Regions from separate parts of the Mus musculus genome. Here region 1 is linked to region 2. The links are chromatin loops, found by intact Hi-C in ENCODE. Cell type or tissue: gastrocnemius. All regions are shown on one strand. Links, peaks and the distances in the headings refer to the core of each region. The heading gives the core; the rest is flanking DNA.

What was found. A loop is a pair of places that touch in the nucleus more often than their neighbours do. Peaks named below come from ENCODE experiments on the same cell type or tissue, not always from the same donor. Only the 100,000 strongest peaks of a DNase experiment are listed, where the experiment ranks them.
Region 1: a loop joins it to region 2, with 2.1 times the contacts of the local background. A loop is called at or near these places in 10 of 42 quality-filtered maps.

Annotation. Positions count from the first base shown.
Region 1 is chr14:46,716,207-46,729,351 of GRCm38, reverse strand. No RefSeq gene overlaps it. Among named protein-coding and RNA genes, the nearest start is that of Cdkn3, 38 kb to the left of the region's middle. In gastrocnemius, for the core only: CTCF peaks have their summits at 3,415 (motif pointing right), 5,256 (motif pointing right) and 7,122 (motif pointing right); DNase peaks (open chromatin) are centred at 3,410 and 7,116.
Region 2 is chr14:46,381,229-46,397,929 of GRCm38, reverse strand. It overlaps Bmp4 (bone morphogenetic protein 4), which reads left to right and starts at 7,261. Exons shown (of 4, transcript NM_007554.3): 1 at 7,261-7,626; 2 at 10,650-10,774; 3 at 11,836-12,215; 4 at 13,218-14,405. The coding sequence starts at 11,843. The coding sequence ends at 14,071. Gm15222 (predicted gene 15222) reads right to left here and starts at 10,452. Exons shown (of 1, transcript NR_166856.1): 1 at 8,648-10,452. Gm15217 (predicted gene 15217) reads right to left here. Exons shown (of 4, transcript NR_037981.1): 3 at 14,713-14,853; 4 at 14,322-14,630. RefSeq lists promoters at 6,172-7,578, 4,947-7,578, 7,629-9,586, 9,679-10,677, 10,230-11,846. In gastrocnemius, for the core only: CTCF peaks have their summits at 9,025 and 9,960; DNase peaks (open chromatin) are centred at 9,145, 9,940, 10,076, 10,472 and 1 more place; H3K4me3 peaks cover 5,948 bases; H3K27ac peaks cover 5,620 bases.

The DNA.
Region 1 (13,145 bases), core at 402-8,401, 340 kb before region 2:
TGGATGATTTCCAAGCAGGGGTCCTCAGAGGTCACAGAGCTTCTGCTGGAATTTCTTGGAATGCTTGTTCCTGGGACACTCCCCTGGGAACTTAGCAATGAGCAGTGGCCCTCAGGTCTTAGGAAGAGGCCAGGTGTGGGCCACTTACAGACCTCTGCTGGCCTGAGCAGCGATCCCATCCCATGATGTTCCCTATCGAGAACTGTACTGCTGAGCCCATTCAACTCCACAGGACTATGGGGGATAAGGACAAAATAGTATTTTGAGCCAAGAGGGTTCACAGCATTTGTCAAGCGTCACTGGACAGCCAGAAGACCTTTGAAGTGTAGAAAAACAAAATGAAACAAAGTAACAAAAACGTTATTGCCAAGAATACTTTAGGTTCTTATCCAATCAACCTTGGACATGCCGCCTGGTCTCACACACAGCTTGTTTGAACTCAAGCACCAGGGACTGCTTCTCCACCTCCACTTTTCTTTGGTTATATACCATTGATGATTTTACATATGTATGTTTAAAAGTCTTTAGGACCTCTAACAAGCTTATACACATCAAATCCTCACACGGTGAGCAGCGAGTACGCGGAGTGGGGGAGGGCAGTGTGGACTCCTTTCAGCTGTAGCCGATGTGGTTTTATTTCAGGAGAATAATATTTCAGAATAGATTTCTTTTTGGTCCGTCCTATGTAATAGCTATTTCTCAGGAAGTGGTCTGCAGCACATTTTAGTTAGTAACTGTGGTGGCTAGGTTTCTGTCAATGTGACACAAGCGAGAGTCATTTGGGAAGAGAGAGCCTCAGTTGAGAAAATGTCTGAATCTGGTTGACTTATGGGCAAGCCTGTGGTGCTTTTTTGTGAGGGATTATCGATGTGGGAGGTCCCAGATCAATGAGCAGTGTTATTCCTGCGGCTGTGGCCCTGGCTTCTATAAGAAAGCAGGCTGAGCAAGCCAGTGAGTGCGTGCCTCCATGGCCTCTGCTTCAGCTCCTGCTTCCAGGTTCCTGTCGTGAGCTTCTGCCCTGACTTCCCTCTTCCCTAACTTGCTTTTGGTCATGGCGTTTTATTTCAGGAATAGAAGCTTTAAGACAGTAGCATTGATTTTGTTTCTATTGGATGCATCTTTGCTTTTACAGTAAATTGTAATTACATACAGTAAAAATCATGCTTATTTGTACATCACTATGCAAATTTGGGCTGTTGCAGACAGCGATTACAGCCTCAGCCAAGCAAACAGCAGTTCCATCACCCCCTCCAGAATTCTTTTCTGCCCTTCGTATAAAATCAAGCATCTCTCCACTTTAAGCAATCTTGGGCTTTTTTTTTTTTTTTTTTTTTTTTTTTTTTATAACTTACTCAAGGAGAAATTCTTATAGAATTCACCATTTTTTTTTTTTCAGGTAAACAGTTCAGTGGTATTTAGTTCACTCACTCGGAGCCACCACCATCTCTGGTTCTTCCTGATATCTTCCTACTATGCCAATGCAAAACTCCTTGCAGCCTTCTTGCCTATCCCTGCTCCCACGATCCTTTGCAACTGTAGACCGGTTTGTATCCTGACTGTGTTGATGTATCTATTTGGAATATTTCAGATAATGGGATCATGCAATATACGACCCTTTGTGCGTCATCTAATGGAGTGTTCTGGAAGTTCACAAAGGTGGTCTGACTCAGCCGTTCATCCTCCCTCACAGGTAAACACAGTGAGGCCCCAACAAGCCGCCTGGAGTCCTGATGCTGCACATCACAGCAGAGTGGAGACTTTCCTGTCCGGAGGAAGCGCTTGCAAAAGAGCCAATAGAAAAGTAAGAGCAAGCGGGCATGAAGGGGCTTCATAATCAGAGGCCAGCTGTGGTGAGTGTGCATGCAATATGTGACGGAGGCAGATGTGGTTTCAGCCTCTCATTTGACCCCTGCCTGAGGACATTAAGCTGAGGATGTCAGCAGGTACCATGTAAAAACATATTTTGTTTTGCTCAGTGTCTTAGCCCTTTTAAAGACGCGTTAGTTAACGTTGATGCAAATGGCCCTTGCTAGGAATTGATAGCCCTGATGTGTCCTGCAATGTTGTTTTCCATGGCTTCCTTTCTCATTCCCACCTTGCACACCGTGACGCTTCCAGATCGCTAACCCAGTGATTTTTCTCATTTTCAGAGCTTTGTCATGTGCTTAGGGCCCATCAGTGTCTGTAAGGTTATGGGGTCCCCCGTCTGCTCTACCACAAGGCTTGGCCACTCGGGGAGGCAGGACACGGGGAGTTGACCACACTTACCCCACGCCATCCCCGGGCCTGGGACACACTCCTGGGGTGGGGAAGTACAGTCTGAGGCGTGGGACAGCCAGAGCTAGTGTAGGAGTTCCTGGGCCTGTGGTGAGGCTGGGGTGTCTGGTTCTTAGGCTCTTGGACACCCAGGCACCACTAGGAGCAGAGGAAGAGCTAAGAATGGAGTGGGGGCCCATAGGCTGGATGTGGCTCAGGACCCCGGGGCGGGGAGAACTCTAGCTGGTCCCAAGGGGGAGTTCTTGACTTGATGGGCAGCAGTCTTGGGCTTGGTGGCAGCTGTGGCTGGGAGCACAGAGAGGCCTTCTAGGGGAGACTAGATGGTGGCTCTGTAGGCAAAGGTCTTTGGATCCTGATGAAAAGAGGCAGTCCATGGTTTTAAGGCACTTATTGTCATTTCAGAAAGAGAATGAGTAAAACCATACCCTATTTCTCAGGGTGGGCCTGAGGTTAAATGCCTTTTGCCGGGAGGAGTGTCTGGGAAGGAGAGTGTATTGGCTAAGTCCTCCAGGCCTTTAGTTACGTCATTAAAATGGAGCTCTGCCTTGAGCCTATGTGACTACAGGTCACATCCTCTACCTGTGGGGGCTTGAGGTGTTGCCCTTATGTGACTGATGGCCACCAATCTGTGGGGGCTCAGGCTAGTGACAGGAGCCTAGTCCCTGGGAACCAGGAGAAGCGCCTACCATCCCTTCAGGATCACCAGGTTTTTGAGCCTTAGCTCAATGGGGAACAGGTCTACCTATCACGGGCCCACAAGTGTCTACTTTACTTAGGTATCCCTGGCTTTGACCTGTGGGATGTCTTTCTGAGAACTGACCTCCTTGCTAGTCTTGTGCTTAGCCTTCCCCTTGACCACTCTAGTCTTGGGTGCCTCCCCATGTGTGTAGCCTTCCCCCTGACCACTCTCGTCTTGGGTGCCTCCCCATTTCAAATGTCAAACCTTCTATTATAATAAAAGAGAAAGATCTTTTCTTCCAAAATAAGTTTTTTTTTCTTTCTGATGTGAAAAATCTGTTTGTGGCTGTATCATTGCAGTTGAAGTAGCTGGAACCCTTTTCATTGGGGCATTCTACACTGTGTCAGAACCTGTGTCCTCTATGAGCTGGCACTAAACCAACCAACCAATAGGGGGCGCTGCAGGCCCCTTGCAGTCCAGACAGAACAAACTTGAGGACACAAAAGTGATATGATATTTCAAAGGCCACCACAGCAGGCTAGCGTTAGGAAAAGCGAATCCAGTAATATATTTATTTAATTCCTTTTCCTGCAATGTTGGGACATGGGCCACATGCTACACAGTGCTTACTACTGAGATATATCTCAGCATGGTTTCTTCTCCCTCCCCTCCCTTCCTCTCCTGTCCCATGCCCACCATCACCCCCTGTACCCTCATCTGCATTTTTAGCACCCCCAGGCTAGCAACATATCAAGACTCTGAAATTGCAATCTTCCTGTGTCAGCCTTTTAAGTGGTGAGATCATGCATGTGACACATTCACAGTATTGCCCCCTCCCTCCAGTTTTGAGAATGAAACCCAGGGTCTCACTGAACCACACTTATTTTTTTAGCATTGTATTAACAAGCTTCTACATAACAGTCGCCTTTTCTTTTAAACTGTGTGAAAGCCCTCTCTAGGCTGAAGTTGAAATGCAGTCTACAAACAGCCCAGCCTCACAAGAGCACAAAATCCAAAGAAAGAAGAAACCAGTGGGCCATAGTCTCTCACTTTGCTTTCCAGACTTTCATTGAGTTGAAAAAGCCAGCATGAGGCAGGTCCCCTTCCTTGGCTTGCTCTGCTATGGAGTTCAACACTGGAAGGCCTGAATGGTGAAGCCGGCAAGGAGCAGTCAAATGGATGGGAATGCCAGCAACCGGGTGAATTATTACTTCATTCCTGGCTGACGAGGCAGGAGGTAAGATGAGAAGTGAGTGAAAAAGCCTGTGGGCTCCCACGTGGACTGAGGGAACCAAAGCCAACACGGAGAGGACAGGTCAGAGTTGAAAGCTACATAAGGGTGGAGCTGGGCAGCATTCTGTCTAGTGAATAGGTTTGGGTTTGTAATGGCTATCAGTCAGAGGTTGCATAAAGACAGGGTGGACTTCATCTACCTCAAGCCCCCAACTCCTGTAGTTCTCAGGGACACTTTCTCATTTTGGTACTTAAGGTGGCCTGGATCTTTTAAAGGAGTGAGCTCCACTACAAACGTCGATGCCACTTTTAGAGGTGCCACGTACCCTCCCTTTCTTTTTCTTTCCCAAATAGATCCCCCTCCCCAGTGCTGGGGGCAAGGGAGCTGTGGTGTGTACCACTTAGATACTTGTTTCTGGTGACTTTTTGTTCTGAAAAAAAAAATCCATCCCTATGAAATTAACAAAACAAAACAAAAAACTTACAGCATATTTTCATGCTTGCACCCATCACCTCACCTCTCTCTGTCTCTCTGCCCAATCTCCCCACATATCATTACTTCTTCAAATACATTCATACTACAGCTGAATGGCTGGTGTCTTGGACTCCACCTGTCTCATGCCCTTACCACAGGGACCAAGAAGGCTTGGTATCACTCTGTTGTTCATTTAGATATCACAGTCTTGCATTTCTAAACTACTTTGTAGTTTGCCAAACATGAGATGACCATCCCACCACATGTTGTCTCCTAACAATCACATTGTAAGCTAGAATACCTGTTTTATTTTCTCTCCTCATTCTCTTCCTCTCTCTCCCGTCTCTCTCCTTTCAGCCTACAGAGGGAGAATATTGCTCAAGACAGAAGATGTTGAATATTGTTTATATTATAATTGCACAAAAAACTTTTAATTTTTCTTCCTTTATATATTTCCCTCCAGGTTCCAGTAACACAGAACTGGCTTGCCACAGTGGAATGTGGCTGACAGTCATTTGTCAGTCATACTGTTAAATCCAGTTCCAGGCTGGGTTTAATAGTAAACTGCAATCTAGACTTTTACCTTTAGAGGGCACTCCTGTTTTAATAATAGCATAGCCGCTGGCCCCAGACAAGAAGCCAGAAACCCTTTTTCTTACTCTGTAGTTAGGAGATCCTGTACCCCTTTACAGACAGACAAGAAACTCATTGTTGCAGATTGCTTGTTCCCTAGTAACAAAGTTATCTTGTAATTTGTAACCTTTGGTTACAGTTCTGTTCAAAGTGGGAAAGCTGAGCTGCTAGAACGAGCTCTCTGGAATCTCTTGCCTTGCCCTTGGTGGCAATGACTTGCACGCTGGGAGCTGCAAGGGGTCATTCAAAAATGGCAGAAGGAAGCAGTCATTCCTTCCCTGAGAGCCTCCATTGAAAATGCATTTCCCACTTCTCCTGCACCTCCCAGGGTCTTAGGGGACCTGCTTTCTTCCTCTGCTTTAACCTCACCCCCTCTCCCTTCCTGTTGGAGACAAGTGAGGAACAGCAAATCTGCCCTGCCCAGCACTGGCTCCCTTCAGCTCCCTTGCACCTTCCTGGGCTGGCTGGCTCCCTTTGGTCCCTTAGTCTTCAGTATCAGAGAAGCCTCTCAGAAGAGCTGGCCTCTTTCTCTCTCTCTCTCTCTTTTTTTCCTTTTCTTTTTTGTCTATCCCATCTGAATAGGTTTCTCCACAGCCAGACATTTTTAATTAACAAAAAAATCAAATTATGGTATAATTTCACATATCATGAAACCCACCATTTGAAAATGTCTAACTTAATTAGCTTATTGACAGTATTGCAAACCATCGCCAACCCTCTGAAGTAACCCCATGGCATTAAGAAGTCACTCGTGGGTGGTAAGACGACCAGTGAAGACAATTGCCAAGGGGCCTGGTGACTTTCTGGGATGCACACAGTAGAAGGAGAGAGCTTGACCTTCTGCAAGCTCTCCTCCCTTCTCCGTGTGTGCACTGGGGCATGCAAGGATCCACTGCCCTCCACCATAGAAACAAGTAGTTGTAAAAGTTGACAGAGAAGCCATTCCCCTCCGCCATTCTTCCTAGTCCATCACGCCCAGAGCTATGTCCTGTTTCTGCGTTTACCTGCTCACCACAATGCATCCTCTCTTCTCTTTAGTTCTTCAGGCCAGAAACAAAGTTTGATATTTTTCTGGAGTGGGCATTTATGTATCACTTTTTCTCTGAATCCATGAGTAACATGTGGAGTTCCCTCACAGCCTGCCTGGCAATAAAATTCGAGGGCCTTGTAACATAAGGAAGTAATCAGCGAGGGACGTGACCACTGGGGAGCTACTGTAGAAGAGACCAGTCTGTAGGTGGGGCCTGAGGTCCCTGCTTCAGTCCACCAAGAGAACATCTTCCCCTCCACTGCACTGCCAGCTCCCTGGGACTCAGGTCTCCCCTAAGATGTTTCTGCTATTTACTTGCAACCCACAGAGGCTAAGTGCAAAGCGTTGTACACGTTTCCAGAAGACTCTTTGAGGGCTGGGTTAGGACGCAGCAGTAAGTAGAAACAGGATTCTCAGAGAAGCCTCACTCCCAGGCATAACGCGAGCCCCACTTGCGTCTCTCCACAGGGTCTGGTAGACCCTCTGATCGTTTCTATGATTGCATCCATTTTTACAGACATCAAATGTAGGGGGTTGGTGGATTTGACTCAGCGGTTTGACTGGGGTGCTGACAGGCCAGCCTTACTCTCAACCGCTGCTCCCGTGCAGCCTCTCAGACTCACTCACACACGAGCACAAAGCCACGATGCAATGTTTACACATGACATCTGCAGCCGCATTATCGCTCCTACTAAAATGGCTCACAATGGCATCATAAACAAAGAAGTATGTTCCTATCCCCACAGCTGCTGTGCACTGGGTAAAGTGTCCACCAGAGGTCCAGATATCCCTGGGTTAGAGACTTGGCCTCTGGGTGGCACTAGTGGGAGGTGATGGGACCTTCAGGAACAAGGGTCTAAGTCTTTAAGCTCTTGGTGGCAATGACTTGCATGCTGGGAGCTGTAAGGAGTCATTCAAAAACAGGGAAGGAAGTAGGCATTCCTTCCCTAAGAGCCTCCATTGAGAATGCAATTCCCACTTCTCCTGCACCTACCCCGGTCCTAGTGGATCTAATTTTGTCCTCTGCTTTAGCCTTTCTCATTGAGAAGTACATCTCTCTTTATTTTTTTTTTCAGATTCCTTTTTTTTGTTGTTGATTTTTTTCATTTCTTTTGTTTTTGATTTTTTAAAAGATTTATTTATTTATTATACATGTAACTACACTGTAGCTATCTTCAGACATTCCAGAAGAGGCCATCAGATCTCATTACGGATGGTTGTGAGCCACCATGTGGTTGCTGGGATTTGAACACAGGACCTTAGGAAGAGCAGTCCGTGTTCTTAGCCACTGAGCCATCTCTCCAGCCCTGAGAAGTATATCTCATTGAGGATGTACTTTTGAAGATAATATAGAACCGTGGTGTCTTAGTTAGGGTTTTACTGCTGTGAACAGACACCATGACCAAGGCAAGTCTTATATAAACAACATTTAATTGGGGCTGGCTTACAGGTTCAGAGGTTCAGTCCATTATCACCACTGGAGGATGGCAGCATCCAGGCAGGCATGGCACAGGCGGAACTGAGAGTTCTATGTCTTCATCCAAAGGCTGCTAGTGAAAGACTGACTTCCAGGCAACTGGGGTGAGAGTCTTAAGCCCACACCCACAGTGACACACCTATTCCAACCAGATCACACCTATACCAACAAGGCCACACCTCCAAATGGTGCCACTCCCTGGTCCAAGAATATACAAACCACCATACCTGGTCAGGTCTCTTAAAGTTATTCTCTCTCTCTCTCTCTCTCTCTCTCTCTCTCTCTCTCTGTATGTGTGTGTCAGAAGACAACCTGCTGGAGTCAGTTTTCTTGTCATATGGGTCCCAGGAGTCAGAGTCAGGTCATCAGGCTTGAGGCCAAGTGTCCTTACCCACAGGAGTCTCTCCCTGGCCAAGCCGACCTCTTCCTGTGTGCTTCTCATTTCCTGATAGAAGCTGCTTGCTTGACCATGGCTCTTGCCACAGTGCGTTGCTCTTCCCAGAGGCCCCAAACAATGAAGTCACTTTATTTTGATGAATAAACCGGCAAAGAAGGGTTTTTTTTTATTTTATTTTTTATTTTGTTATACAGGGGAAGTGACCACCAGGGTGTCCTTGGAAGTGGAGTGACTGGGTGATGTTGGGAAGAACTCCCATCTGATTGTACCTTCATGTTTCTCAAGCAAGTGGGTCTTGGAAGGAGGTCGACCCCAGGAGAATGTACTCTTCACAGCTTAGGCATGTGTTTTAATCAAGCTCCCCCCACCCCCACCCCCCAGGGTCAGAACGAGGAGAATGGGCACGTAGATAAATGGAGATGAATTGTAAGGCATTGGTTCACACATCATGGAGGCTGGGGAATCCAGACCTCCTGAGTTGTCCCACTGGAGACAGGGGGAGAGCCAGGGCTGCCTCTCATGTCTGAAGGACCTAGGATGCAGAGTTCCTCCAGTGAAGAGAGGCCAGCCTTTTGTTCTATGCAGACTTCCCATTCCGATCGGACAGGGCCACTTAGGTCACAGAAGCCCATTGGCTTGATTCAAACTCCACAACTTTGGGTACAAATCTCCTTCCCGAATGCTTTCTGGAACAGCTATCTGGAATTGTGTTTGACTCTGGGTCTGGGTTTTGTGGCCCAGCCAAGGAGAATCCAAATTAACCATCAAAGTCAGGACTCAGTGTGCCAGCCTAGTTGCCCAGGACCTGGAATGGGTTGCTAGGAGGACAATGCTGTTGGGTAAGTGTCAGAGATCCCTGCCCCTACATGTGGGAGTCCAGCTTGAGCTACTCATCAAGAGCTACTGAAGACTTGCTGTGGAGGGCTTGCTGGGCAGACTCCAAGGACTTGCCATACACCCATCTTTAGGATGGTGGGTCTGAGAATGGTTGGTTTCCTCACTTTCTATCTGAGTGGCAGGGGACTAGTCACCACTCCCACCCCGCAACCTCCCAAGAAAGACAACTGCTGCCATCCGACCCTAGTCATTTCTCCCTGGCATTCTCTTGACATCGTTGACTATTTACTGCGGTTGGGCTCTATGGACTGGGGACATGCCAACTAGTAAATAGCCATATGTGGAAGCGAAGAGAAGCAGGAGGAGAAATGGACGCTGCCGTGGCTAGCTGTGTGCGTGGGACACTGGTGGCTCGGGTCATGAAGTTAGGTGGCCAGAAAGTCTTTCCCAGTAAAAAAGAAAGAGAAATTTCCAGTAGGCAAAGTCTGAAATTCTCAGATCCCTGTGAATTCCAGGCAGAAGGACAGGAACTGCCAGCCCCAGTCGGGGCACCTGAAACGTAGAGGAAGAGGCCTGTGGGAGGTGCAATGAGAGAAACCCCAGGACAAGAGGGAGGAGAGGGATGGGGCCTCCAAATGCACGGTGAGGGCCCAGGCAGCTATTGTGAGAGGCTTGGAGTCCCGCCACCGGAGGGTTTGTGAAGAGCAGTAATGAAGTCTGGCCACTGTGCCGGGAACAGGTTGTGTGGCAGAGGAGGAGGAGGCAGAAGCAGACACACAAACACCCCAGCACGGGAGAGAACAGTGAGGGCGAATGGGCCCAGCACAGTGGTAGGGACTGGCCAGGATCCCAGCATCTGCTCCAGGGTCTGCTCTGAAGCTGAGAGACAAGGTTTGCTGCATGCAGGGTGGACTTTATGAAGTTCATGTGTGTGCATGTGTGTGCTGGTCACAGGAGTGGTGTGTGTGTGTGTGTGTTGGGGGTAACATTCCCATGCCAGTCTAGCCCCCTCCTGCCCCCTCCTGCGTGATGCTCTTGATGGCTTTAGGACTGCTGTCCTCAGTGAGGCTGTCTGAGGACTGGATATCCTGGGGCTGTTCAGGATGTGTCTCTGTTGAGTCCTTTTCTCTTTGTTTCTTTTCCTTATTATGGTCTTTGGATTATTTTTAAGAGTTACTATTTATCTTTAATTATGTATATGTGTGTGGGTACGTGCATGTGAATGCAGTTGCCCACAAGGCCCGAGGTGTCCAGTTGTAAACTGCCTGATATGGGTACTAGGAACCCACTCAGGTACTCTGCAAGAGCAGTGCTCTAACCACTGAGCCATTGCTCAGTCCAGCCCTTGTCTCCAGTTGGGTCTGCACAGGAGAAAAGTCCCTTCCTAGGGCACGGGCTGATTCCAGCCCTGGGGTGGAATGTGGGTTTGCCCGCCTCCTGTGTGCACTGCAGACATCAAGGCCCAGTGGCCACTCAAAGGAAGTGACCTCATAAATGTGCCTCCCAAGCCACACAGGATGGGTCGGGGTGCGACGTTGGGCCACTCGCTCTGGTTTACAGCAAATTCAACAGCTTGTGGCCTGCAGATCCTCAGGATAAATAGCTGGAAAAGCCTGACCCTGGCAACCTCATTTCTCATTCCTTTCTTGTTACAGGTAATAGAGCTGAAAATGTGGTTTTAATTATGGCGCTAATGAAAACTGAAAATCCAGACAGACACTTGACGAACTCTGCTGCGCGTTATATTACATTTGTGCTAACTACAAAGTACCCAGCTGGATGTAACATTATCCCCTCCCGAGCATCCGCCTGACTGAAGCTGTATAATTGATGTGGACTTTGGCAGGAGGTCAGCTTAAAGGTATTTTTTTTTATTTTAAAGATTTTTAAAAAAATATATCTTTAACGGTATTTTTTGGGGAAAGGAATACGTTTATTACCTGAGGTGGGAGAACATTTTCTCTGGGTTGTCCGGCTCCTTAGCCTATCCCACAGGTTGATCCTTCCTCGACCTTTCCTCCAGGAGAAACCCCTGAGCCAGGAGGGAGATAAGAGACTCATTTTTAACTTGGTCAGTGGCCAGTGGTCATGCCAGGGAAACCAGTACTTTACCACACATACTCCATTCTTTCAGGAGCATGTGTCCTTAGTCTGAGCTGGTACACCGTGGCCACTGGTCTCCATGAAGGCCACCTCCTTGCAGTCCTTAGCTGCTAGCTCAAGGCTGCCCCAGGCCACTGGAATCTCCTTAGATATAGACTTGCCCAAGGTGACTCAGGATACCTGGGACCCCCTGACTCCCCCAGATAAACAACAAACATGTAAGCATTTTCTTATGTGCAAGCATGTTGGTATACATGTACATGGTGCACATGTGTGCATGGTGGGAAGACCAGAGATTGACACTGGGTGTCCTTCCTCAGTCACTCTTCATCTAAGTTTTTGAGACAGACTCTCTCACTGAACCCGGAGTTTACCAATTGGCTGGACTGGGAACCCCAGGACCACTATGTCTGCCTCTCCAGTGTGGGGATTAAGGGCTCATAGTATCATGCCAGGCTGTTTATGCAGATTCTGGGGGATCTGAACTCAGGGTCTTACACGTGCAGAGCAAGCATCTTACTGACTGAGTCATTTTCCCTGGCCTTAAACAGTTTAAAGTACAATCTATCTCTCTGAAAAAGATTTGATACAGGACCCACTGTGGGTGCCCAATTCTTGGGTGGTTAAGTTCCTCCTCTCCTCTCCTCTCCTCTCCTCTCCTCTCCCCTCCCCTCCCCTCCCTTTTCTTTTCTTTTTTCTTGAGACAGGGTTTCTCTGTGCAGTCCTGGCTGTCCTGGAACTCACTTTGTAGACGAGGCTGGCCTTGAACTCAGAAATTTGTCTGCCTCTGCCTCTCAAGTACTGGGATTGCAGGTGTGTGCCACCATTGCCGGCGGTTAAGTTTCTAATACAAAATGGTATCATATTAATATCTAACTTGCTCACATTCTCGCCACTGCTGCCGCCATCACTGTGTGTGGGCGTGCGCAAGTTCCTGGGTGGAGGTCAGAGGACAACCTTCAGTCATTCCTTCTCTCCTCTCAGCTTATGGAATCAGGGTCTTATTGTTGCAGGGTGGGTGCCTGTAGGCTTCCAGAATATCCTTCAGTCTTTACCTCACACTGTGAAGTAGGAGTGGCAGGATTATAGATTGGAGCCAAAACACACTTCTTTTTAAAAAATATTTTCATCTCACACCTGTTCATTGGTGTTTTGCCTACATATCTGTCTGTGTGAGGGTGTAGGATCCCCTGGAACTGGAGTTACAGTTGTGAGCTGCCAAGTGGGAGCTGGGAATTGAACTCAGGTCCTCTGGAAGAGCAGACAGTGCTCTCAACCACTGAGCCATGTCTCTAGCTTCAACACCCCACTTTTTACTTTAGCCTTAGGAGCTGAACTTGGATCCTTGGGCTAGGACCTGTACCCCCTGTGGTGTTTCTGTGGCCCTTGTATATTTTAAGCCATCTTCAGATTATTTATGATGGAGTGGGCCATGTAGTATGAATAGTTGTTCTCTGTTTTAAGGAAATACTGACCAAAAAAAAAAAAAAAGAGTCTTTATTGCCCAGTGCAGATGTGACGTTTTCAAATATGCTTGCTCAAGATCAGCTCAGTCTGTAGCGCTGGGAACTGTAGGCATAGAAGACCGACCTTGTTTGTTGTTTATAGGAAATGTAATATAATGGCGCCCTGTGGCTTTGTTTGTTGAGTGTGACTTTCTCTTCTTAGATTTGTTTGTTTTATGTGTATTTTATTCACATGTGTGTCTGTGCACCAGAAGAGGGTGTTGGATGCCCTGGGAATGGGGTTACAGACAGTTGTGAATTGTCATGTGGGTGCTGGGATTCAAACCTGCGTGCTCTATAAGAGAAGCAAGAGCTCTTAACCTACGGGGCCATCTCACTGCCAAGATTTCTGTGACTCCAAGATGCCCGATAGACTTCTAGAGAGATCTCACCTTTGGATTTAAGCAAATATGAGTTCTCACCTGGAAGCATCGTATTGTATGGCTATCTCTATTCCAGCTTAGAGATGGGCCTCAGGTTCATATCTCACCCGCCTAGA
Region 2 (16,701 bases), core at 4,950-12,949:
AGTTCAGGCTCTAGCATCACTTTCGTTCGATTATTTTCAGAACGACATGAGGTAAAAGTTACTCTAGGGTCATAGACACTTAAAGAAACCGAGGCACTGGAGGGTGAGCTACGCTTAAGTAACCCTAAATTAGGAAACCGTCCCCTCAGAGGTAGCTAGTGCCTTTGTTAAGATCACAACCTTTTTGCTGGGGTGATCACAGATTAAAAAAAATCTTGCTTAGGGAAAGGATCAAGAAAATAACTTATTCACAGCGCTATTTTATTACTGACCTCCGCCCTCCTCTCCACCCCCCACCATTTCCCCAAGCTCAGAGCTTTCAGAATCTGGAGTCCAGGAGCTCATTTCCAACTCTGTTACCTGCCTCTTTGGCTTTGTACATTCCTGTCTTAAGATATACAAACCCTGCGGGGTTGCAAAGCCCTGTTAGAACCTTCGAGCCAAGAGAGCAGCGGAGAGAAAGAGTCCAGCATGGGCTGGTGCCTGCACAAGCTCTTTTCTGGCCCAGCTGGTACCCTGTCCTCCAGAATCTGAGAAAAGAATCAGGGATGCAGCTGGCCCTGGGCCATCTACCATGGAATGTTCTAGTGCCTAGAAGCCAGGTGTTGGTTGGTTGAGCCATTCTTTCTTCCACAGGCTAGAGTCCTCGAAGCCTTGAGAAGGTGGCTTTAGGTGGGTTTCTCAGAAGTTACAGCCACCAGGATATCAAAGTTTGGGCTCCAGCTAGCTTGAACCTGTATAAACAATGACTGATTTGGTGATACGTACTGCCCTTTGTCCCTTCTTGCCGGAGGGTTTCAAAGGATGGTCAATGATACTTGTGAAAAAAAGAAGTCATTGCAAGGGCTGGAGATATATTCAGTCAGTACAGTGCTTGCCTCACAGGACCAAACTCTGGGTTCTGTCTCCAGCATCTCATAAAAATGGCATGGTGTCACACACCTGTTATCCCAGCACTTGGAAGTGAAGACAACAGGGTCAGAAGTTTGAGACCAGCCTCCAGTGGCAGCCTGGGTGACAGAAGACCTTGTCTTCAAACAAACAAACAAACAAACAAACAAACAATCTCCAAACAAACAAATGAATTAAAAAAACTGATAAAAATGATAGAATTATATTTAAATTAAATAGAAAGTAAAAAGAGAGAGAATTTTACAAATCTCAGATACTCAGTTCAACAAACTGTCCCAAAGCAAACATTAACAACTATTTTTGACATACTCTTGCTGTGCATACTCTCTGATCCTTGAACTGGACACCAAGGAAAGCGGGCCCTCCCCACACTAAAATTCTCGCTCTTTGAGAAAAAGTCTCCAACTTTTATTTAGATGATAAAAACATTCTAGCATCACACTTCTCTTTGGAGAAAGCTTTCCTTGTGAAGTACTAGGAAGCATTTAGCACACACTGAGGGGAGAATGTTAGTTATTCTGACACAGCTGATCTGTCATTGAGAAACCACGATCGTTCACTAGGTAGTCAGGCATCCGTGTAGGAGTAGGCAGGGCCTGTTTCTAAAAGGTATCCTCTAGTGAAGCTACACTCTTGTCCGGGTCTCACGGTCATGTACACCAAGCAGAGAAGGAGAACGAGAAGGACCTGTGGGCTGAGAACAAAGACATTCCAGAGTTTTAAACATTTTCCTACACTGGATGGCAAGGATTTATTTCTCCACAGGGTGTCTGCTATGAAGTTAGGTAGGGACAGCTGACCATGTTTGAAGAGAAGCAGCCTCAGAATCCTTCATTATGTGAGGACCAGTTTTGGAAAACAAAGAGCTCCTAAATGTCACCTATGCATCACATGTTAGCATAGTGTCTTGTTTTATGCCTGAAATCACTAGGGCTCCAATTAGAATTTGCTGTCCTTTTTTGATGTTATAGTTTGAAAGAATTTTTTGTTTTGTTTCACCTTTGTTTTGTTTTGAGATAGGGTTTCTCTTCACAGGCCCGGATGTCCTAGAACTCAGGTCTGTAAACCAGGCTGGCCTTGAACTCAGAGATCTACCTGTCTCTGCCTTTCCAGTGCTGGGACCACCATTGCTCAGCTACGATTCTTTGTTTAAAGGAATCATATTCCTTTTAAAAACAGAAGGACAAAACATTTTAAAGCACAGGACTGAAATACTACTATTACCTTTGCTTCTCTTCTCTTCTCTTCTCTTCTCTTCTCTTCTCTTCTCTTCTCTTCTCTTCTCTTCTCTTCTCTTCTCTTCTCTTCTCTCCTCTCCTCTCCTCTCCTCTCCTCTCCTCTCCTCTCCTCTCCTCTCCTCTCCTCTCCTCTCCTCTCCTCTCCTCTCCTCTCCTCTCCTCTCTTCTTTTCTTTTCTTTTTCTTCTCCTTTTTTTCTTATGGTGTGAGGATCAAACCCAGAGCTTAAAAGATGCCAGATAAGTCCCCTGAGTTATACGCTCAGCCTCTATTATTTAATTTGGCTAAGGTAAATCAAGGGTTGACAAAAATTTTAAATGCTGTGAGGAAAAAAAAACTGTACAACTGGGGTTAAATTTCTTCTTGGGGCCTGAAATGTAGTTCAGTGGTAGAATGCTCACCAAGCATGTGTAAGACTCCAGACTTAATTCCTAGCACTTACACAAATACTTTCAGAGCCAGAAAAAGGGAGAGAGACATTTCTTAAGTGAGGGTTTGTAAAAATCAGAAGTGTCACAAGAAGATATTTTGGACATCAGGGGGCCTATCATTTCATGCTTTTTGGTAGTTGTGACTGATGGCTATGGGTTATCTTGCCAGAGATATTTTCATGGATCAAATCTACATAGACATACCCCATGAGTAGCAACTTAGGGAATGTTAGTCACGCAAACAACAGCTTTTGTTCAGCAAATACCCGAGATGTCTGCAGCACCAGAAAGATCAAAGTATGCGAGACACAATCCCTTCCTTTAGAAGCTTCTGGACAACTTCTTTTTTTAAATTGCAATTGTTGTCATATTAATTGTACAAGTGAATGTGTATTTGCACACGTGCATATTTCCTTAAGTAAATTTCTTCAGTACAATTTTTAAAACTTTAAATACATCTCTTTATGTTCGGCCTTGTTCAGTTGGTCAGTACCCTGTAAAGAATAATACTAGCTAATATTTACTGAACCATGCTGTTCCTGCCATTTTATTTTATTAATTCACTTAAGCTTATAAGAACATTATGAAATAAAAATTATTCTCAGACTATGAAGGAGGAAATAGATGTGCTAGGGGTTAAGCAATTTGACTATGGTTTAACCAAGATGAATCCTGGGCCCTGAGAAATTTGTATGGAACCTGCTGGTCCCTACATTTTCATGAGGAAACCCTGACCCACAGAGAAGATTGGCTTCTTTCTTAAGACCCCAGCCTGTTTTTAGGGGAGGCCAAAGGAAAGTCTTGTCCTAAGATGGGCTGGTTATATGGGAAGAATCTAGCTTCCTCAGTCTCTTCCATTTCCTTCTGCCATCTGATAACTTGGGAGCCAGGCAGGGTGGCAGACTCCTACAGTGCCAGCACCAGGGCAGGGTCACTCATCCCTACAATCCCAGCACCAGGGAAGCTGAGTCAGAGACACAGCAGGTCTGAGATCACCAGTGGCAAAGCAGCAACTGATTCCTTGGCCTGGGAAACCCCTGAAGATGTGTCTTTTTTTTTTTTTTTTTTTTGATCCCGTGTCATGATGAAGTCATCTGCAGAGTTCTTGTTGGAAAATCATACAATCACAGCTGGAAAAATTAAATTCAAAGGGGGAAAAAATCCCATCATGTTTTAAGCAAGTTTATGGGTTTTTGTTTGGCTACGCTCATAGTTACCCTGGGTGCATGCAGCCCACGGGCTGCAGGTTGGATGCACCTGCTGGGACAAGTCTTGTTTAGCTGGAAGCTGTGGCCACAGGCATCCACATTCCTGCTGGTCCTGTTCAAGACTTGTGGAGGAAGAGACAGATGATATGGTCTGAATTCGAGGTCCATCACTTATGAGCTCTGAGACCTTGGAGGATTTTGTTAAGTTTAGAATCTCATCTGCAGAAGAAGGGTTTGAAGTGGGTCGTTGCAAGGGCTCAAGAACAAAGGAGAAATTATGGTAATATCCACGTGAGAGAACTAAGGATCTAGGTTATTACAAAGATGGCTTCTAATTTCGTTTTAAATTGATCTGTTTTATTACTTGCAAAAGTTAGCCATGGTGCTGGAGTGTCCTTCAAAGTATTCCCTTATAGTTAAGATAGACATCTAAATGGCGATGTTTGAAGACCCCATGCCATTTGGGACCTAGAATCAAGGTACTATGCCTGCAGAATCAGAATTTTTTTTTTTTCCTGAGCCAGGGAGTATAAATCTTTAACCCTAGCACCCAGGAGGCAGAGACAAGTGGATCTCTGTGGGTTTCAGGCGAGCCTAGTCTACAGATCAAGTTCTAGGACAGCCAGGGCTACACAGAGAAACCCTGTCTCAAGCAAACAAAACAAAACAAAACAAAACAAAACAAAACAAAACAAAGCAGAAATTTCTTCACTGCTATAGACCTATTTCTGGACGTAATGATAACTGTTTATAAAGCTTTACTCAAAAATATCCCTTACCTACTTAAGAATGTCTTTGTTTCTATTTTTTAATGGTACTTATTAGCTCTGAAAGGATATGTAAAATAACTTTTAAAACAGGAGTATTCATTGGCCAGGCATGGTGGTATATACCTGCAATCACTGTCTGGTTAGACTTTGCTTCAAAACCAACCAAACCAAACCACACCAAACTTAATTTGTTACTTAGCATAACTGGGAGGTGGGGGCTGCGGGGCGGGGGGTGGGGGAGTGGGGTGGGGTGGGGAGACAAGGAAGACTAGGTTTGCTTGGGTCAGCAAAGATGCTGATGGGTAAGGTTTTGTTTGTTTGTTTGTTTGTTTGTTTTTTGTTTTTTGTTTTAAAGTTGGGTCTTTCTCTACATAGTCCTGCTTGTCCTGAATTCGCTAGGTAGACCAGGCTGGCCCAGAACACCTAGAGATCATCTGGCTGCCTCTGTCTCTTGAGTTCTGGGGCTAAAGCATGCACCACTCTACCTGGCTAGTTTGTATCCATCTAAATTGGGGAAGAAAGAAGTACAGCTGTCCCCAGAGATAACAGCTGGGTTTTCCCATCAAACACCTAGAAATCCATTTTAGATTCTAAATAGGGTTTGTCAGGTAGCTTAATTAGAAACTTTCAGACTGGGTTTCACAGACTGGTTGGGCCAAAGGTCACTTTATTGTCTGGGTTTCAGCAAAATGAGACAATAGCTGTTATTCAAACAACATTTGGGTAAGGAAGAAAAATGAACAAACACCACTCTCCCTCCCCCCGCTCCGTGCCTCCAAATCCATTAAAGGCAAAGCTGCACCCCTAAGGACAACGAATCGCTGCTGTTTGTGAGTTTAAATATTAAGGAACACATTGTGTTAATGATTGGAGCAGCAGTGATTGATGTAGTGGCATTGGTGAGCACTGAATCCGTCCTTCAACCTGCTATGGGAGCACAGAGCCTGATGCCCCAGGAGTAATGTAATAGAGTAATGTAATGTAATGGAGTTTTAATTTTGTGTTGTTGTTTTAAATAATTAATTGTAATTTTGGCTGTGTTAGAAGCTGTGGGTACGTTTCTCAGTCATCTTTTCGGTCTGGTGTTATTGCCATACCTTGATTAATCGGAGATTAAAAGAGAAGGTGTACTTAGAAACGATTTCAAATGAAAGAAGGTATGTTTCCAATGTGACTTCACTAAAGTGACAGTGACGCAGGGAATCAATCGTCTTCTAATAGAAAGGGCTCATGGAGACCTGAGCTGATCTTTCTGTTCTGGATGAGAGAGGTGGTACCCATTGGAATGAAAGGACTTAGTCAGGGGCATACAGTGTGCTCCAGGCTGGGGATGGTCAGGATGTTGTGCTCAGCCTCTAACACTCCTTCCAACCTGACATTCCTTCTCACCCTTTGTCTCTGGCCAGTAGAATACAGGAACTCGTTCCTGTTTTTTTTTTTTTAAATTCTGAAGGTGTGTAAGTACAAAGGTCAGATGAGCGGCCCTAGGTCAAGACTGCTTTGTGGTGACAAGGGAGTATAACACCCACCCCAGAAACCAAGAACCGGAAATTGCTATCTTCCAGCCCTTTGAGAGCTACCTGAAGCTCTGGGCTGCTGGCCTCACCCCTTCCCTGCAGCTTTCCCTTTAGCAGAGGCTGTGATTTCCTTCAGCGCTCTGGGCAAATACTCTTAGCCTGGCTCACCTTCCCCATCCTCGTTTGTAAAAACAAAGATGAAGCTGATAGTTCCTTCCCAGCTCCATCAGAGGCAGGGTGTGAAATTAGCTCCTGTTTGGGAAGGTTTAAAAGCCGGCCACATTCCACCTCCCAGCTAGCATGATTACCAACTCTTGTTCTTACTGTTGTTATGAAAGACTCAATTCCTCATCTCCCTTCTTTTAAAAAGGGGCCAAAGGGCACTTTGTTTTTTTCTCTACATGGCCTAAAAGGCACTGTGTTACCTTCCTGGAAGGTCCCAAACAAACAAACAAACAAACAAAATAACCATCTGGCAGTTAAGAAGGCTTCAGAGATATAAATAGGATTTTCTAATTGTCTTACAAGGCCTAGGCCTGTTTGCCTGCCAAGTGCCTGCAAACTACCTCTGTGCACTTGAAATGTTAGACCTGGGGGATCGATGGAGGGCACCCAGTTTAAGGGGGGTTGGTGCAATTCTCAAATGTCCACAAGAAACATCTCACAAAAACTTTTTTGGGGGGAAAGTCACCTCCTAATAGTTGAAGAGGTATCTCCTTCGGGCACACAGCCCTGCTCACAGCCTGTTTCAACGTTTGGGAATCCTTTAACAGTTTACGGAAGGCCACCCTTTAAACCAATCCAACAGCTCCCTTCTCCATAACCTGATTTTAGAGGTGTTTCATTATCTCTAATTACTCGGGGTAAATGGTGATTACTCAGTGTTTTAATCATCAGTTTGGGCAGCAGTTATTCTAAACTCAGGGAAGCCCAGACTCCCATGGGTATTTTTGGAAGGTACAGAGACTAGTTGGTGCATGCTTTCTAGTACCTCTTGCACGTGGTCCCCAGGTGAGCCCCGGCTGCTTCCCGAGCTGGAGGCATCGGTCCCAGCCAAGGTGGCAACTGAGGGCTGGGGAGCTGTGCAATCTTCCGGACCCGGGCCTTGCCAGGCGAGGCGAGGCCCCGTGGCTGGATGGGAGGATGTGGGCGGGGCTCCCATCCCCAGAAGGGGAGGCGATTAAGGGAGGAGGGAAGAAGGGAGGGGCCGCTGGGGGGAAAGACTGGGGAGGAAGGGAAGAAAGAGAGGGAGGGAAAAGAGAAGGAAGGAGTAGATGTGAGAGGGTGGTGCTGGAGGGTGGGAAGGCAAGAGCGCGAGGCCTGGCCCGGAAGCTAGGTGAGTTCGGCATCCGAGCTGAGAGACCCCAGCCTAAGACGCCGCTGCGCTGCAACCCAGCCTGAGTATCTGGTCTCCGTCCCTGATGGGATTCTCGTCTAAACCGTCTTGGAGCCTGCAGCGATCCAGTCTCTGGCCCTCGACCAGGTTCATTGCAGCTTTCTAGAGGTCCCCAGAAGCAGCTGCTGGCGAGCCCGCTTCTGCAGGAACCAATGGTGAGCAGGGCAACCTGGAGAGGGGCGCTATTCTGAGGATTCGAGGTGCACCCGTAGTAGAAGCTGGGGATGGGGCTCAGGCTGTAACCGAGGCAAAAGTTGGCCTATTCCTCCTTCCTTCTCCAACAGTGTTGGAGGTGGGATGATGGAGGCTAAAAGGCACCTCCATATATGTTACTGCGTCTATCCAACCTACTTTAGGGAGGTGCGGGCCAGGAGAGGCGGGAAGGAGAGAAGGCCTTGGAAGAGAGGTCATTGGGAAGAACTGTGGGGTTTGGTGGGTTTGCTTCCACTTAGACTATAAGAGTGGGAGAGGAGGGAGTCAACTCTAAGTTTCAACACCAGTGGGGGACTGAGGACTGCTTCATTAGGAGAGAGAACCTAGCCAGAGCTAGCTTTGCAAAAGAGGCTGTAGTCCTGCTTTGCTCTAAAGCGCGACCCGGGATAGAGAGGCTTCCTTGAGCGGGGTGTCACCTAATCTTGTCCCCAACGCACCCCCTCCCAGCCCCTGAGAGCTAGCGAACTGTAGGTACAGAACTCGCTCCCATCTCCAGGAGCTATTTTCTTAGACATGGGCACCCATGCATTCTGCCTTCTGGTACTCTCCCCTCCCTGGGAAGGGGTGTAAGGTTCGACGGACCGTGGCCAGGATGCCGAAAGGCTACCTGTGCGGGTCTTCTGCCATGCTGTGTCTGTGCGGACATGCCAGCAGGGCTAATGAGGAGCTTGCGATACTCCAAAGGGTTCGGGAATTGCGGGGTCCTTACACGCAGTGGAGTTGGGCCCCGGGGACTCAGAAGGTTTCCCGCCACGGCTTTGGTTGATAGTTTTTTTAGTATCCTGGTTTATGAACTGAAGGTTTTGTGAGATGTTGAATCACTAGCAGGGTCATATTTGGCAAACCGAGGCTACTATTAAATTTTGGTTTTAGAAGAAGATTCTGGGGAGAAAGTGAAGGGTAACTGCCTCCAGGAGCTGTATCAACCCCATTAAGAAAAAAAAAAATACCAGGAGATGAAAATTTACTTTGATCTGTATTTTTTAATTAAAAAAAATCAGGGAAGAAAGGAGTGATTAGAAAGGGATCCTTGTGAAGTTGAAATTGAAACAAGTCCTTCGTCTATTTACTGGGCTTTAACGTCGAGAGCGCTCCACACACCGCCAAAGGCACAGGATTGTCCGGGGATCCTGAGCGTCGGCGGTTCCACGGTGCCCTCGCTCCGCGTGCGCCAGTCGCTAGCATATCGCCATCTCTTTCCCCCTTAAAAGCAAATAAACAAATCAACAATAAGCCCTTTGCCCTTTCCAGCGCTTTCCCAGTTATTCCCAGCGGCGACGCTGGTCGGGGAATAGAGAAATCGTCTCAGAAAGCTGCGCTGATGGTGGTGAGAGCGGACTGTCGCTCAGGGGCGCCCGCGGTCTCTGCACCCAGGGCAGCAGTGTGGGATGGCGCTGGGCAGCCACCGCCGCCAGGAAGGACGTGACTCTCCATCCTTTACACTTCTTTCTCAAAGGTTTCCCGAAAGTGCCCCCCGCCTCGAAAACTGGGGCCGGTGCGGGGGGGGGGGAGAGGTTAGGTTGAAAACCAGCTGGACACGTCGAGTTCCTAAGTGAGGCAAAGAGGCGGGGTGGAGCGGGCTCTGGAGCGGGGGAGTCCTGGGACTCCGGTCCTCGGATGGACCCCGTGCAAAGACCTGTTGGAACAAGAGTTGCGCTTCCGAGGTTAGAACAGGCCAGGCATCTTAGGATAGTCAGGTCACCCCCCCCCCCAACCCCACCCGAGTTGTGTTGGTGAATTTCTTGGAGGAATCTTAGCCGCGATTCTGTAGCTGGTGCAAAAGGAGGAAAGGGGTGGGGGAAGGAAGTGGCGCGCGCGGGGGTGGCGGTGGGGGTGGAGGTGGTTTAAAAAGTAAGCCAAGCCAGAGGGAGAGGTCGAGTGCAGGCCGAAAGCTGTTCTCGGGTTTGTAGACGCTTGGGATCGCGCTTGGGGTCTCCTTTCCGTGCCGGGTAGGAGTTGTAAAGCCTTTGCAACTCTGAGATCTGAAAAAAAATGTGATGCGCTCTTTCTTTGGCGACGCCTGTTTTGGAATCTGTCCGGAGTTAGAAGCTCAGACGTCCACCCCCCACCCCCCGCCCACCCCCTCTGCCTTGAATGGCACCGCCGACCGGTTTCTGAAGGATCTGCTTGGCTGGAGCGGACGCTGAGGTTGGCAGACACGGTGCGGGGACTCTGGCGGGGCTACTAGACAGTACTTCAGAAGCCGCTCCTTCTAACTTTCCCACACCGCTCAAACCCCGACACCCCCGCGGCGGACTGAGTTGGCGACGGGGTCAGAGTCTTCTGGCTGGAAGTTAGATCCGCTAGGGGTCGGCTGCCTGTCGCTAGAAGCATTATTTGGCCTCTCGGAGACCCTGTGGAGGAAGTGCTGGAGTGTGCGAGTGTGTTTGCGTGTGTGTGTGTGTGTGTGTGTGTGTGTGTGTGTGTGTGTGTGCGCGCGCGCGCGCGCGCGCCCTTGGAGGGTCCCTATGCGCTTTCCTTTTCATGGAACGCTGTCGTGAGGCTTTGGTAAACTGTCTTTTCGGTTCCTCTCTCGGCTGCACTTAAGCTTTGTCGGCGCTGTAAAGAGACGCGTCTTCAAGTGCACCCTGATCCTCAGGCTTCAGATAACCCGTCCCCGAACCTGGCCAGATGCATTGCACTGCGCGCCGCAGGTAGAGACGTGCCCCACGTCCCCTGCGTGCAGCGACTACGACCGAGAGCCGCGCCAGTGGCTGGTGTCCCGCCGAGAGTTCCTCAGAGCAGGCGGGGACAACTCCCAGACGGCTGGGGCTCCAGCTGCGGGCGCGGAGGTTGGCCTCGCTCGCAGGGGCTGGACCCAGCCGGGGTGGGAGGATGGAGGAGGGGCGGGCGGGCTCTTCGGTGAGTGGGGCGGGGCCTCTGGGTCCACGTGACTCCTAGGGGCTGGAAGAAAAACAGAGCCTGTCTGCTCCAGAGTCTCATTATATTCAAATATTCATTTTAGGAGCCATTCCGTAGTGCCATTCGGAGCGACGCACTGCCGCAGCTTCTCTGAGCCTTTCCAGCAAGTTTGTTCAAGATTGGCTCCCAAGAATCATGGACTGTTATTATATGCCTTGTTTTCTGTCAGTGAGTAGACACCTCTTCTTTCCCCTTCTTGGGATTTCACTCTGTCCTCCCATCCCTGACCACTGTCTGTCCCTCCCGTCGGACTTCCATTTCAGTGCCCGCGCCCTACTCTCAGGCAGCGCTATGGTTCTCTTTCTGGTCCCTGCAAGGCCAGACACTCGAAATGTACGGGCTCCTTTTAAAGCGCTCCCACTGTTTTCTCTGATCCGCTGCGTTGCAAGAAAGAGGGAGCGCGAGGGACCAAATAGATGAAAGGTCCTCAGGTTGGGGCTGTCCCTTGAGGGCTAACCACTCCCTTCCCAGTCCCGTCCCACTAGCCTGGGAAGGCCAGTTCCTTGCCTCATAAAAAAAAAAAAAAAAAAACCAAAAAAAACAAAACCATGTTCGTTTTGGAATCACCCCTACCGTTCCCTGGGAACAAGACTCTTTAGTGAGCATTTTCAACGCAGCGACTACAATGAAATAAATCACAAAGTCACTGGGGCAGCCCCCTGACTCCTTTTCCCAGTCACTGGACCTTGCTGCCCGGTCCAAGCCCTGCCGGCACAGCTCTGTTCTCCCCTCCTCCTGTTCTTAACCAGCTGGAAGTTGTGGAAATTGGGCTGGAGGGCGGAGGAAGGGCGGGGGTGGGGGGGGGGTGGAGAAGGTGGGGGGGAGGCTGAAGGTCCGAAGTGAAGAGCGATGGCATTTTAATTCTCCCTCCCCCACCCCCCTTTACCTCCTCAATGTTAACTGTTTATCCTTGAAGAAGCCACGCTGAGATCATGGCTCAGATAGCCGTTGGGACAGGATGGAGGCTATCTGATTTGGGGTTATTTGAGTGTAAACAAGTTAGACCAAGTAATTACAGGGCGATTCTTACTTTCGGGCCGTGCATGGCTGCAGCTGGTGTGTGTGTGTGTAGGGTGTGAGGGAGAAAACACAAACTTGATCTTTCGGACCTGTTTTACATCTTGACCGTCGGTTGCTACCCCTATATGCATATGCAGAGACATCTCTATTTCTCGCTATTGATCGGTGTTTATTTATTCTTTAACCTTCCACCCCAACCCCCTCCCCAGAGACACCATGATTCCTGGTAACCGAATGCTGATGGTCGTTTTATTATGCCAAGTCCTGCTAGGAGGCGCGAGCCATGCTAGTTTGATACCTGAGACCGGGAAGAAAAAAGTCGCCGAGATTCAGGGCCACGCGGGAGGACGCCGCTCAGGGCAGAGCCATGAGCTCCTGCGGGACTTCGAGGCGACACTTCTACAGATGTTTGGGCTGCGCCGCCGTCCGCAGCCTAGCAAGAGCGCCGTCATTCCGGATTACATGAGGGATCTTTACCGGCTCCAGTCTGGGGAGGAGGAGGAGGAAGAGCAGAGCCAGGGAACCGGGCTTGAGTACCCGGAGCGTCCCGCCAGCCGAGCCAACACTGTGAGGAGTTTCCATCACGAAGGTCAGTTTGTGCTCTTAGTCCTGGCGGTGTAGGGTGGGGTAGAGCGCCGGGGCAGAGGGTGGGGGGTGGGCAGCTGGCAGGGCAAGCTGAAGGGGTTGTGGAAGCCCCCGGGGAAGAAGAGTTCATGTTACATCAAAGCTCCGAGTCCTGGAGACTGTGGAACAGGGCCTCTTACCTTCAACTTTCCAGAGCTGCCTCTGAGGGTACTTTCTGGAGACCAAGTAGTGGTGGTGATGGGGGAGGGGGTTACGTTGGGAGAAGCGGACTGACAGCACTCAGACTTCTGCTAGCCCCAGCGGTGTGCTTTAGCTATATCAAAGCCAGGGTTTCTGCCCGTTTTGTTCAAAGCACCTACTGAATTTAATATTACAGCTGTGTGTTTGTCAGGTTTATTCAATAGGGGCCTTGTAATACGATCTGAATGTTTCCTAGCGGATGTTTCTTTTCCAAAGTAAATCTGAGTTATTAATCCTCCAGCATCATTACCGTGTTGGAATTTATTTTCCCTTCTGTAACATGATCAACAAGGCGTGCTCTGTGTTTCTAGGATCGCTGGGGAAATGTTTGGTAACATACTCAAAAGTGGAGAGGGAGAGAGGGTGGCCCCTCTTTTTCTTTACAACCACTTGTAAAGAAAACTGTACACAAAGCCAAGAGGGGGCTTTAAAAGGGGAGTCCAAGGGTGGTGGAGTAAAAGAGTTGACACATGGAAATTATTAGGCATATAAAGGAGGTTGGGAGATACTTTCTGTCTTTGGTGTTTGACAAATGTGAGCTAAGTTTTGCTGGTTTGCTAGCTGCTCCACAACTCTACTCCTTCAAATTAAAAGGCACAGTAATTTCCTCCCCTTAGGTTTCTACTATATAAGCAGAATTCAACCAATTCTGCTATTTTTTGTTTTTGTTTCTTGTTTTTGTTTTGTTTGTTTGTTTGTTTTTTTTTTTTTTTTTGTCTCAGAAAAGCTCATGGGCCTTTTCTTTTCCCCTTTCAACTGTGCCTAGAACATCTGGAGAACATCCCAGGGACCAGTGAGAGCTCTGCTTTTCGTTTCCTCTTCAACCTCAGCAGCATCCCAGAGAATGAGGTGATCTCCTCGGCAGAGCTCCGGCTCTTTCGGGAGCAGGTGGACCAGGGCCCTGACTGGGAACAGGGCTTCCACCGTATAAACATTTATGAGGTTATGAAGCCCCCAGCAGAAATGGTTCCTGGACACCTCATCACACGACTACTGGACACCAGACTAGTCCATCACAATGTGACACGGTGGGAAACTTTCGATGTGAGCCCTGCAGTCCTTCGCTGGACCCGGGAAAAGCAACCCAATTATGGGCTGGCCATTGAGGTGACTCACCTCCACCAGACACGGACCCACCAGGGCCAGCACGTCAGAATCAGCCGATCGTTACCTCAAGGGAGTGGAGATTGGGCCCAACTCCGGCCCCTCCTGGTCACTTTTGGCCATGATGGCCGGGGCCATACCTTGACCCGCAGAAGGGCCAAACGTAGTCCCAAGCATCACCCACAGCGGTCCAGGAAGAAGAATAAGAACTGCCGTCGCCATTCACTATACGTGGACTTCAGTGACGTGGGCTGGAATGATTGGATTGTGGCCCCACCCGGCTACCAGGCCTTCTACTGCCACGGGGACTGTCCCTTTCCACTGGCTGATCACCTCAACTCAACCAACCATGCCATTGTGCAGACCCTAGTCAACTCTGTTAATTCTAGTATCCCTAAGGCCTGTTGTGTCCCCACTGAACTGAGTGCCATTTCCATGTTGTACCTGGATGAGTATGACAAGGTGGTGTTGAAAAATTATCAGGAGATGGTGGTAGAGGGGTGTGGATGCCGCTGAGATCAGGCAGTCCAGAGGGCGGACACACACACACACACACACACACACACACACACACACACACACACACACACGTTCCCATTCAACCACCTACACATACCACACAAACTGCTTCCCTATAGCTGGACTTTTATCTTAAAAAAAAAAAAAAAAAAAGAAAGAAAGAAAGAAAAAAAATGAAAGACAGAAAAGAAAAAAAAAAACCCTAAACAACTCACCTTGACCTTATTTATGACTTTACGTGCAAATGTTTTGACCATATTGATCATATATTTTGACAAATATATTTATAACTACATATTAAAAGAAAATAAAATGAGTCATTATTTTAAAGATAAACTAAGACCTTTCTATCTTATTTCCTCTTCCATACTCTTGAATGTCGAGATGGGGCTGTGGGTAGACTGAAAGTCAGAGGTGGCAACTGGAGGTGTTATCAGCTGTGGGGGCAGGAGCCAGTGATGGCAGAGAGATGGCAATGGCCAGGATGGATTGGTCTCCATTCTTATTTAATGTTAACAAGGAAGCAGCACCCTCTGCCATCTGGAGGACACGTGCCCTGCAGAAACAGTGGATGAAAGGAGTAGATCAGGTGAAAGAATTTGGTTTGGGACTTCCGGGCTCATCTTAGCTCTGCTCACCTGTTGTGGAGTGGCAGCGCCTCAGCCCTGTGGAGGAAGAGATCTCGACTCTAGGAGACTCATTCCCACCTTTGGCTTCATGATACCCCAGAGTGTCTTCAGTCCTGGCAGGCATCTTTCTCTTCTTGAACCAAATCCAACCTGTACATACACAGTGTCCTTTCAAGCAGGGCTTTGTTTTTACTGTTTCTGCGCCCCCTCCCAGACAGGGTCCCACTATGTAGCCTTGGCTGTCTTAGAGCTCAGTATGTAGCCCAGGCTGGCCTCAAACTCACAGAGATCTGCCTACTTCTGCCTCTCATGTGCTGGGATTAAAGCTAGCTCTCTTTCTTTCTTTCTTTTGTTGTTGTTGTTGTTTTGTTTTGTTTTTTCATTTGTTTTTTGTGCTGGATTTTATCCAATAAAACAAACAGTAGGCCCTACCTTGAAAAAGTTTAGTGACTACTCTGTACATATAACGTGTGGTAGGAGTCTCCATTGTTAAGGGACTGTTAACCTTTATCCTTTATTCCTCACATGAAGGCTTTCTTTGAGCATCCCAGGACTGTGTTAGGGAAAAGGAGTTGGCAATAGGATGAGCTACTGAAGGGTCAGTGTTTAAGCAGGCTCTGTGAAAGTGTTTTGATATTTCTTGGCATTTACTGAGTCATGGATCTCTTGTCTTTTGTTTCTCTGATAGCACCTCCACCATTCTCCAGGATCAGACAGAATATGATCTTTCCTGTGGAACTGAAATTTGCAGCAGGGGCTCTTCAAGGAGAAAGACTAACTTGGTGGCGCAGTGCAGAGAATGCTCTTAGCTGGAGATGTGGTTCAGTTGGCAGAGGCTTGCTGGGAGGGCAGGAAACCTTGGGTGTGATTCCCTGCTTGAGTCAGGGTGTAGTGGGAGAGGAGACACACACTGGGGCTCCTGACTCTCTAGTAGAGGCTAAAGGAACTCAAGTTCAAGGTCATGCTCAGTTATATAGCAAGTTTCAACTAGCCTGGGACAAATGAGACTAAGGTCTTAAAAAAAATCAGAGAAAGAAACAAAAGGAAGAAAAGGTGGAAAGAAGACATCAGTGGGCTTAGAGGTGGGAGATCCCTTTAGTTAAGGACAGGAAGAGCTTTCTGAAAGGATGTGTTTGTAGGAGATGCCTTTGACTTTTCTCATTACCAGCAGCTAAATTAAGTCCTCCCAGCTCAGGCCCACTTCTTAAGTGTCTCCCTGCTCTGGAAGGGTCAGCTGGGTTTAGGGTAGAAATAGTGGGGATTCTGCTCCTGCAGAAAGGGCCAGGAGAAGGGCATTCCTCTGGATCAGCATCTCTCTCTGAAGGTGAAGGTAGTCTTGTTTGGGAGGTGTGTCAGACTCAAGGCCCAGGCATGGGTGAGTAGCTTAACTTTCTCTCTGTATCACCCTGCATTCTTCTACAGCAGCATTGCATATGCTTTTGGAAGTCTGATGGATGAAGCAGGACTCGTTTTTGTTTTTAATTACTGAAGTCCTACAGCCCTGCAAAAGGAGCAGCTTAGTGGAAACCAATAAAAATAGAAGTGGGGTGCTTGCCAAAGCCTCGGCTCCCTGGAGAGCGCAGGTGGAGAGAGGAGATCAGAGCCCTGGGCCAAGGCAGCAAGACTCCACAGCTCCTCCAAACTCCTTGCAAAAGAGGCCTCTTTCCCATTGCTCCAGCCCCACAGGTCGCTGTCCCTTATAGTCAAGGTATGGCGCCTGAATCAAGCATTTGGGGACAGCCCATCGTGGATTCTCCTTTGGGAGACCTCATTTTGCTCTGCCTGGTCTTCAGCAAATCTCTGAGAAGCCTGTGTTCTCTAAAGAGAGCCCCAGATCACCAGCACTTAAACTGAAGGTCCTAGCTTGATGGCTTGTCAGCTCAGGTCGGTTTTTTCTAGCAAGCACTCCCCCACCCCCAACCTTCTTTCACTGGCTTATTTTCAGGAATGGATAATGTTGTTTATTTGTTCAGCCAAATATTTGGTCTGGGGAATTTA